Linked DNA regions of Homo sapiens: region 2 is linked to region 1. A link is a contact called in ENCODE Hi-C or POLR2A ChIA-PET data. All regions are on one chromosome and are shown on one strand. Each heading gives the region's core, a stretch centred on a gene start or an enhancer-like site at or near the end of the contact. The rest is flanking DNA. Distances are from core to core; before and after follow the strand shown.

What was found. A loop is a pair of places that touch in the nucleus more often than their neighbours do. ChIA-PET counts read pairs that join two places held with the same protein, here RNA polymerase II (POLR2A).
Region 2: a map of sciatic nerve shows a loop between it and region 1 (19-fold over the local background). The contact joins the promoter of STK25 here to the promoter of LINC01107 in region 1. A Hi-C loop is called at or near these places in 1 of 168 maps with a recorded cell type or tissue (sciatic nerve). POLR2A ChIA-PET finds 5 or more read pairs at or near these places in 1 of 52 experiments (activated naive CD4-positive, alpha-beta T cell).

The regions. Positions count from the first base shown.
Region 1 is chr2:238,553,832-238,557,569 of GRCh38, forward strand. It overlaps LINC01107 (long intergenic non-protein coding RNA 1107), which reads right to left and starts at 1,668. Exons shown (of 3, transcript NR_037809.1): 1 at 643-1,668. RefSeq lists an enhancer at 2,135-2,636.
Region 2 is chr2:241,506,963-241,510,700 of GRCh38, forward strand. STK25 (serine/threonine kinase 25) reads right to left here and starts at 1,622. Exons shown (of 12, transcript NM_001271977.2): 1 at 1,481-1,622; 2 at 1,044-1,173. The coding sequence starts at 1,073. It overlaps LOC107985788 (a long non-coding RNA gene), which reads left to right and starts at 1,910. Exons shown (of 2, transcript XR_001739177.2): 1 at 1,910-2,135; 2 at 2,476-2,933. RefSeq lists an enhancer at 447-496 and silencers at 927-976, 1,257-2,026.

The DNA.
Region 1 (3,738 bases), core at 418-2,917:
TTGGACCCGGGAGGCAGAGGTTGTAGTGAGATTGCACCATTGCACTCCAGCCTGGGGAACAGAGCGAGACTCCGTCTCAAAAAAAAAAAAAAATATTTGAAGTGGGATTGGAACCACAGGGAGAAACTGGCGGCACTACAGCTGTGGGCACTCTTAATCTCCCAGTCCCTGGTAGGTTTTGGAGACGAAGGTAAGTGGGCTTAACAGGTAATAATTGCTCCGTATTACTCAGAGTGTGGATGATGTCACATTACCTTTTCCCTCCAAATCAAATAAAATTTAGCCAAAACGTCCATATGCAAAGACTGGTAGCAAGTCTGACATTATTATTATTTTTTTTTTCAATTGAAGCCTCACCCCTCCCTTGAACTCAACATGGGGACTTCTTTCTGGACAAAGGGGAGAGACCTGGTCCTCTGTCCAAGGTGCGTTCTGCCGCTGCTGCCCCCCTCCCAGGCCAGGCCTGTCCACTCAAAGCCTGGCAGCTCCAGCAGTGAGTCAAAGCCCCTGTGCCAAGTGGGGCCACAGGGATGCGGCCCCCCCGTCACCCCCACAGCCCCTTTGGCAGCCCTTCTACCCCAGGCCTGCAGCTGAGGGCCTGTCTGTTAGCTCTGCGGGTGGGCTGGAGGTGTGGTCAGTTACCTTTAGCTCCTATCTTGGTCCATTTGGGCTACCGTAACAAAATACCGTACACGGCGTGGCTTAGGAGCATCAGGAATGTGTGGCTCACAGTTCTGGAAGACGGAGGTCCGAGGTCGAAGGCCCAGCAGCTTCGGTGTCTGGTGCGGAACCGCCTTCCAGCTGGTAGGTGTCGTCTCTCAGGCCTCTTTGATGAGCCTGATCCCGTTCGTGAGGTTTCTGCCTCTGTGACCTCATCACCTCCTAATGTGAGGCCCCGCCCTCACTTGGGGATGAGGATTCCAGCATGTCCGTTTGCGGGGGACATATTCTGACCGTTGAACTCTTTAAAGCAAAGCCCTAATTTCTCCTCTTTCTTTCCTAGTGGGGCTGATGGCGCAGTGGGAAGAGTTTGACTGTCCAGATAGCCTAGTCCCAGACCCCAGACCAGAAATCCTGTTTAGGGGCTCAGTATTGAGAAAGGCAATGTCTGGGTCCCCCTTCCTCAAGGCTGGGCAAGCGGCCCTGCCCCTGTGAGAGGTGCTGCCCCTGCTACTCAGCCCTGCCCTGCGGACGCAGTCTGCTGCGGGGGTTTCTTGGCAAATTAGCCAACACATCAGGGTCTCGAGTATGCAAATAATGGAAGACTGACATGGAAGTAGTCTATGTTGTAACCATCCTTGCGACAGAGCCCACCTGACTTGCTGTGTCCCTGGATCCGCAATACATTCTAAATGCTGGAGACAGTAGAGGTCACATCTCCTAACTACAGTGTAATGACAGTCAAAATAAAAATTCAGGAATAAATTGGAACAAGAAGACTCGCTTCCTGGGAACTTAAAACAGTCATCTCATGGATAAAAGAGAAAAACCAAATCAGCAGTGACACAATATTTAGAAAAGAACAAAAAAGAAAAAGTTACATGCTAGAGCTTATTAGATGTAGCTTGGACTATACTGAGAAAATAATTCCACAGTTTAAAAACTGTTAAAGGAAATTAAGAAATCACTTGAAATGAAAGACAAACAAACCCAAGGAAAGCAGAAGTAAGGACTACAGATAACAGCAGAAATAATGAATTCAAAGATGGAAACAAGTGAATTGATAAATGAAGCCTGAGAGCTGACTCTAGAAAAATCGAATAGATAATCTACTAACTTGTTAACCAAGAAGAAATGTAAGAAAACACAAATTCCCCTCATAAGACTAGCCTTGGATAAACCAGAATTTACAGAGAACAATTCTTACCATTCTAAGTTAAAAGAGTTTGAAAACGTAGTTGAAGAAGGTAATTTTTGAAAAGTATGTATTATTAAAATTAATTGAAGAAGTGTTAACATATTGAAATGCACCAACATCTGTAGAAACATTTGAGAAAGCTGTAAAAGAATCAACGCAACGAAGTGTAGCTTGTGTGTGTGTGCATGGTGTGTGAGAGTGTGTGCCTATATGAGCATGTGTGCATACATGTGCATATTTATGGGATGTGTGTGCATGCTGTGTGTGTGTGCCTGTGTGCATGTGTGCACATGCATATGTGTGTGTGATGTGTATCATGCATGATGTGTGTGTACGTGGCAAGTGTGTGTTCCTGTCTGTGCACGCATGTGCATGTGTGCATGGTGTGTGTGTGTGTATGTGTGTGTGTGTGTGTGTTTTAGCCTTCTGTAATCTTTCTCATGCTTTCCAAGCTCCTTCAAATGCAAGTAATAATAATCAAAGGAAAACGAAGCCCCGTATGTTTAGGAACAGTGCCATGCTTTGCTGACTGGCGAAGCTCTGTATCTTTAGGGGCGGTGTCATGCTTTGCTGACTGTCAAAGCCCTGTATCTTTAGGGACAGTGCCATGCTTTGCTGACCATGGTGCTGGCTGTCTACCGCTGGTCCAGACCCACCTCCATCCTCGCCACGCTCTGTGTTGCAGGAGGCTGACTGCATGGGCCAGACCCCAGCGGCTTCTCTGCTCTTTGGCTTCTGGTCAGGTTGGCAGCCAGGGAGAGAGAGTAGAAGGGGGCAGGAGCTGGGCAAGGCCGCCTGGCTCCCACCCTGTCTGTTGCTGTCATTTGCCTTCTACTTCTGCCTACACTCAAACGTCTCAACTTCTGCCCTTCTGCTGATCTCTCGGCTCCTCTCGGCCTGTGTGACAGACTTGGAGATGTGCCACCCAGATGCCCCTTCCAGGAAGGACTTGCTCCCAGCTTTGGGGAGTGGTCAGAACATGGCTTCCACCTGTTAGCTCTTCAGGATCTTCCCAGTGATGAGCCCCAACCGGCCTGGGCCAAGTTTTTCATGCCCAGCTAACACCCGGAGACTGGGAGAGGGTCTTGGGAGACCCGAGGTGGGATGCTGGATGGGTACTGTGCACTTGGGAGCTTCCAGACAGGCCTGTACCACAGTTGAACGTCTCCCTCCACCCGCTTCTCCCTCCTGTCCAGGTGCTGGACCCTCATAAACATCTTGTATCCTGACTTTGTCTCAACTCCTGCTTCTGAAAAACCCAACCCATGACAGGCGGGTCTCTCTCCAGCTCCCAACCCACGACAGGCGGGTCTCTCTCCAGCTGCCATTAGCTACTCCGGCAGCCCCTTGCCTTTCAGGACTGGGGTGGTAACTCCCAGCTGTCACCAGCCCCAAGATACTGTGGAGGGTCATCTCAGCGATTCCCAGCACAGGCTGCTGGCTGACAGTGGCACAGTTCAGGTCGTCCATTAGCTTTCTCTGCACACCACGATCCTGAGACAAGCTTGGCTCGGGGGTCCCACAGAACTGGACAGCCTGTTGGAAACGGGCTCCCGGGGATCGTACACTCACTCCCTAATGTTGGTCTGTGGGGTCGGAGGGGGCAGCAAAATGGTGGATGGGAGGAGACCTCAAATGAATGCGTGCTTCACAGAAGAAGTCTCCACGATGTTTTGTTTAACTACTGCGTTCTGAGCAGTCACCCTGCTGGAAGAGAAGACCCTCGCTCCGGGCCCCACAGCTTCCCCACAGAGCTGGGATATTGGAATAGTGTAAATGACCTTCCTTTCCCCAAAATGCCCCCAGAAGGCCCTTGCCCTCCGCCTTGTCTCACTTGTGTCAGAGGGCCTGCTGTCAGCAGGGCTGCCTCCCAGGGTCTG
Region 2 (3,738 bases), core at 372-2,871, 3.0 Mb after region 1:
TTCCGGGTCTCTAGGCTGGTCCGGTTTCCTCCAAAGCAGCCCTGACTCCAGTTCCTGCCCCTACGCGAACAGACGCCCTTCCTGTTCCACTGCAGGCCCAACTCTCCATTCAGCACATAGGAGTGAACAAGGAGGGCCACACATTTTAGCGGCGATTCCAACGCCTTAGGTAGAGCCAAGGCATCAAGGAGAATAAAACCGAACAGCTAAGATGTAAGAAAACCCAGCGGCCAGAGTCAAAAAAGTGGGGAGGGGTAGAGAATGCAAGTCCCCAGGCCCCAGGTTGGCTGACCCCACCCTCCTTCCCCGGCAAGCCCTTTGGCACCAGCAGCTGGTCCTCATTCCAGGCTAAGGGCTCGCCGTAGTGGCTCCCTCCGAGGCTGTCCCACCAGACGCTTAAAGGTGGCTCCATAGTGGAAACGACTTCTTTAAAGAAGAAAGATGAGTCTCATGTTCGGGCAACCGCCCGTCGCAGGGGTTAAACGGTCCTGACAGAGCAGCCTTTTCACCCTCCCCTGGGCCAAAGCACACACGTGTTCTCTGCTTTCCCTGCACACCGGCCACTCAGATCTGCTTCTCCACAATCTCAGCCCCTCAGCGCCCGCCAGGGTCTCCCCTACAGCCCCTGCCCAGCCCAACACGGCCAGAATGACCCGCGGCCCAGGCCGAGGCCGCAGGGTGGCCCCCGACCTTCCACTGCCTTCGGATGCTGACATGAGGTTCCCGCCCCGCGCTGGGGGCAGCGCCCCGTCCCTGCGCCGGTGTCTCTTCACGCACCTCCACCGCCCTCGCACAGGCGGAGCCACCAGGGGCTCGGTTTCTAGAGGCCTGCGAGCTTCTGCCACGCAAAACGCCACAGGCACACGGCAGAGCCCCGGGGCCGCCCTGCGCCCACCTCAGGACGGCTCCGCTGGTCGCACGACGCGCGCTCCTTCCCTCACCCCACTGCCCGCTCCGGCGTGGCGCTCCCCTCTGAACCCCCAGGAGACTCTGGAGCCCCTCGGTGAGAGGCCGCTAGTCTTCCTGACCTGCACCCTTCTCACCTGGTTGGCAAATCCCCGGAGGTGAGCCATGGCCGCGCCGCCTCAGACCCTCCGCCAGCAGCCCCAGGAGGCGTCTGGATCCCGCGGAGAGGCGCGGAGCCGGCTAGCTCGCCCCTGCGGCGTCAGTCCACTGCGAGGGACACCAGGGGCGCTCGGTGCCCAGTTCAGTCATCTGAGACCGACCTCCGGGGCGGCGGGCTCCATGGGTGGGGGGGGGCCCAGGAGACCCCCCAGGCCGCCGGGGCCCCGCCACGCCCGGGCCTAACGCCCAGGCTCCCGGGGGCTCGCCGCCCCTCCCGTCGCCGCCCCCACCTCTTCCAAGGCAGCTTCCTCCCGGTGCCCCCGCCCCGGTGTCCCCGCCACCGAGCCCCGCCCCGGGCCCCTCCCTCTGCCCCCTCCCCAATCGCCGCAAGCGCCCCGCCCGGCAGCGCGCCCACCTCCGCGGGGCTCCATCCCGGCCTCCCCCGGCCCGCTCTGCAGCGCCCGCGAAGGCTCCCACCCGCAGCCTCTGTTCGCCCGGGGACCCCGGGCCTCCCAGCCCGCGAAGCAACGGTGGTGGCGGCAGCGACCGGAGAAAGCCCGGAGGCGACGGCGAGGGCGGTGCTCGGCGTCGCGGCCCGCGCACGGCTCTCTGGGACCCCGAGTCCCACCGCCCACTCCGGGCCCGGAAGCCTGCTGGCGTTGGACTACAAGTCCCGGCAGGCTGCGCGAGAGGGGGCCGGGGCTCGCATGCGCGCCGCGAGGCTCTCTGGGACCCCTAGTCCTGCTCCCGAAAGGTTTGGACTGCGTCTCCCGGCAGGCCGCGCGCCTGGGCGGGCGGGGCACGTGGTCGTTGTCGCGTCGCGCCCTCCCTGCCTCGCCCTCGCGGGTCTTCTGCGTTTGCTGGCGCCTGCCAGGCGTCGTCTCCGACGTTACGGCGGCCGCGCGGCCCTCTCCCTTGGGCTCTGCCCTGCGCAGCCCTGGTTCGAGCGGGCCAGTGAGGCCCGGCGCCCTCCCCGCCTCGCCACGAGGATCCACCGCGGCCGCCCAGGCTTCTAGCCTTGTCGTCACGGCACGGAGATAAGCCCGCGCTGGCCACATCGCGAAGCCCCTGTTCGTACTGAGACCCCGCCCGGGATCACGCGCACAGGCCAGGGCGCACCAGGCCTTGGAGAAGCTACCGGCACAGCCCATTCCTTGGGCGAGTTGCTTCGCCTCTCCTGCCTCAGTTTCCTTACCTGTCAAGGGGTGGTCATAGGACGTCCTTGGTCACACCGTTGTGGGACCCACCTGGGCTAGAGCGCGGGACGCGCCCAGGACAGTGACTGCTGCTGGAAGCCGTCATGGCACTCCCCAGGGTCCGGGAGGGACTTGCAGATCCCAAGGCTACCTGGTGCGTCCCCGTGCCCCGTGGGCCGCCAGGTCATAGTGCCCCCTGTGTGCATTCCCCTAGTGCACCGCAGGGATCCCCACCTGTCCGGTGAGGAAGATTTGTCCCTCCTGCATACTGTGTCCACCCTTACAGGCCCTCACTCTCCATGATGGCTCAGCACAGGTGACTATCCTGACCTCCTCACATCCCTCCTTCTTCGAGAGGGTTCTGGCGTTTCTCTCTGCTCCCTGGTGCGTGTCTTCTCATGGTGCACTGCCGAGTCCTTTAAGAAGCTATGCTTCCCTGTCATGCGTCCAGGACAGCCCCTTGAACCCCTCCTGGGTCCGCATCTCTCATCACCCCTGCTTCTTTACGTACTGACTTGGCTTTGTTTGTGCTTTGACTCCCCAGGAGAAAGTGGGCTTCCTGCAAGCGGAGCTGTGCCCAGGACCATGCCAGCCCACGGCAGGCGCTCAGTAATGTTTGTTGAATGAATGTGTAAATGCATGAAGATAATATATGTATTTAATGCATGTAAATAGATGCCTGCTGCATCTCTGGCCTTCGTGTGGTCAGTAATCGCTGCACTTTTCCGAAGTGCCTAGAAGAGGCTGGGAGCAGTGGCTCACACCTGTAATCCCAGCACTTTGGGAGGCTGAGGCAGGCAGATCACTTGAGGTTGGGAGTTCGGGGCCAGCCTAGCCAACATGGTGAAACTTCATCTCTACTAAAAATACAAAAATTAGCCAGGCATGGTAGTGCGTGCCTGTAGTCCCAGCTACTAGGGAGGCTGAGTCAGGAGAATCGCTTGAACCTGGGAGTTGGAGGTTGCTGTGAGTCAAGATCATGCCACAGTACTCCAGCCTGGGAGACCGAGCAAGGCTCTGCCTCAAAAAACAAATTAATAAAAGTGCCTAGAAGAGTTTTTCAGCCTTTGCCTGCTTTTGGCCAATTGTTAACCCTTTGCTCCTGGCTGCTGTCTTGCTAAGCTGCCGTCCGGACGTGATCATCACCATGTCTTTTCCTGCATTGACCTTCCAGGCCCTTCATCCCGTTTCTCTTGTTTTCCATTTCTTTTTTGTTGTTGTATACTTCTGTTATTCTTCGGGGTTTTTGTTTGTTTGTGTGTTTGTTTTGAGACGGAGTCTCACTCTGTCTCCCAGGCTGGAGTGCAGTGGTGCGATCTTGGCTCACTGTAACCTCCGCTTCCCAGGTTCAAGCGATTCTCCTGCCTCAGCGTCCTGAGTAGCTGGGATTATAGGCGTGCGCCACCACCCCCGGCTAATTTTTGTATTTTGAGTAGAGACGGGGTTTCATCATGTTGGTCATGTTGGTCAGGCTAGT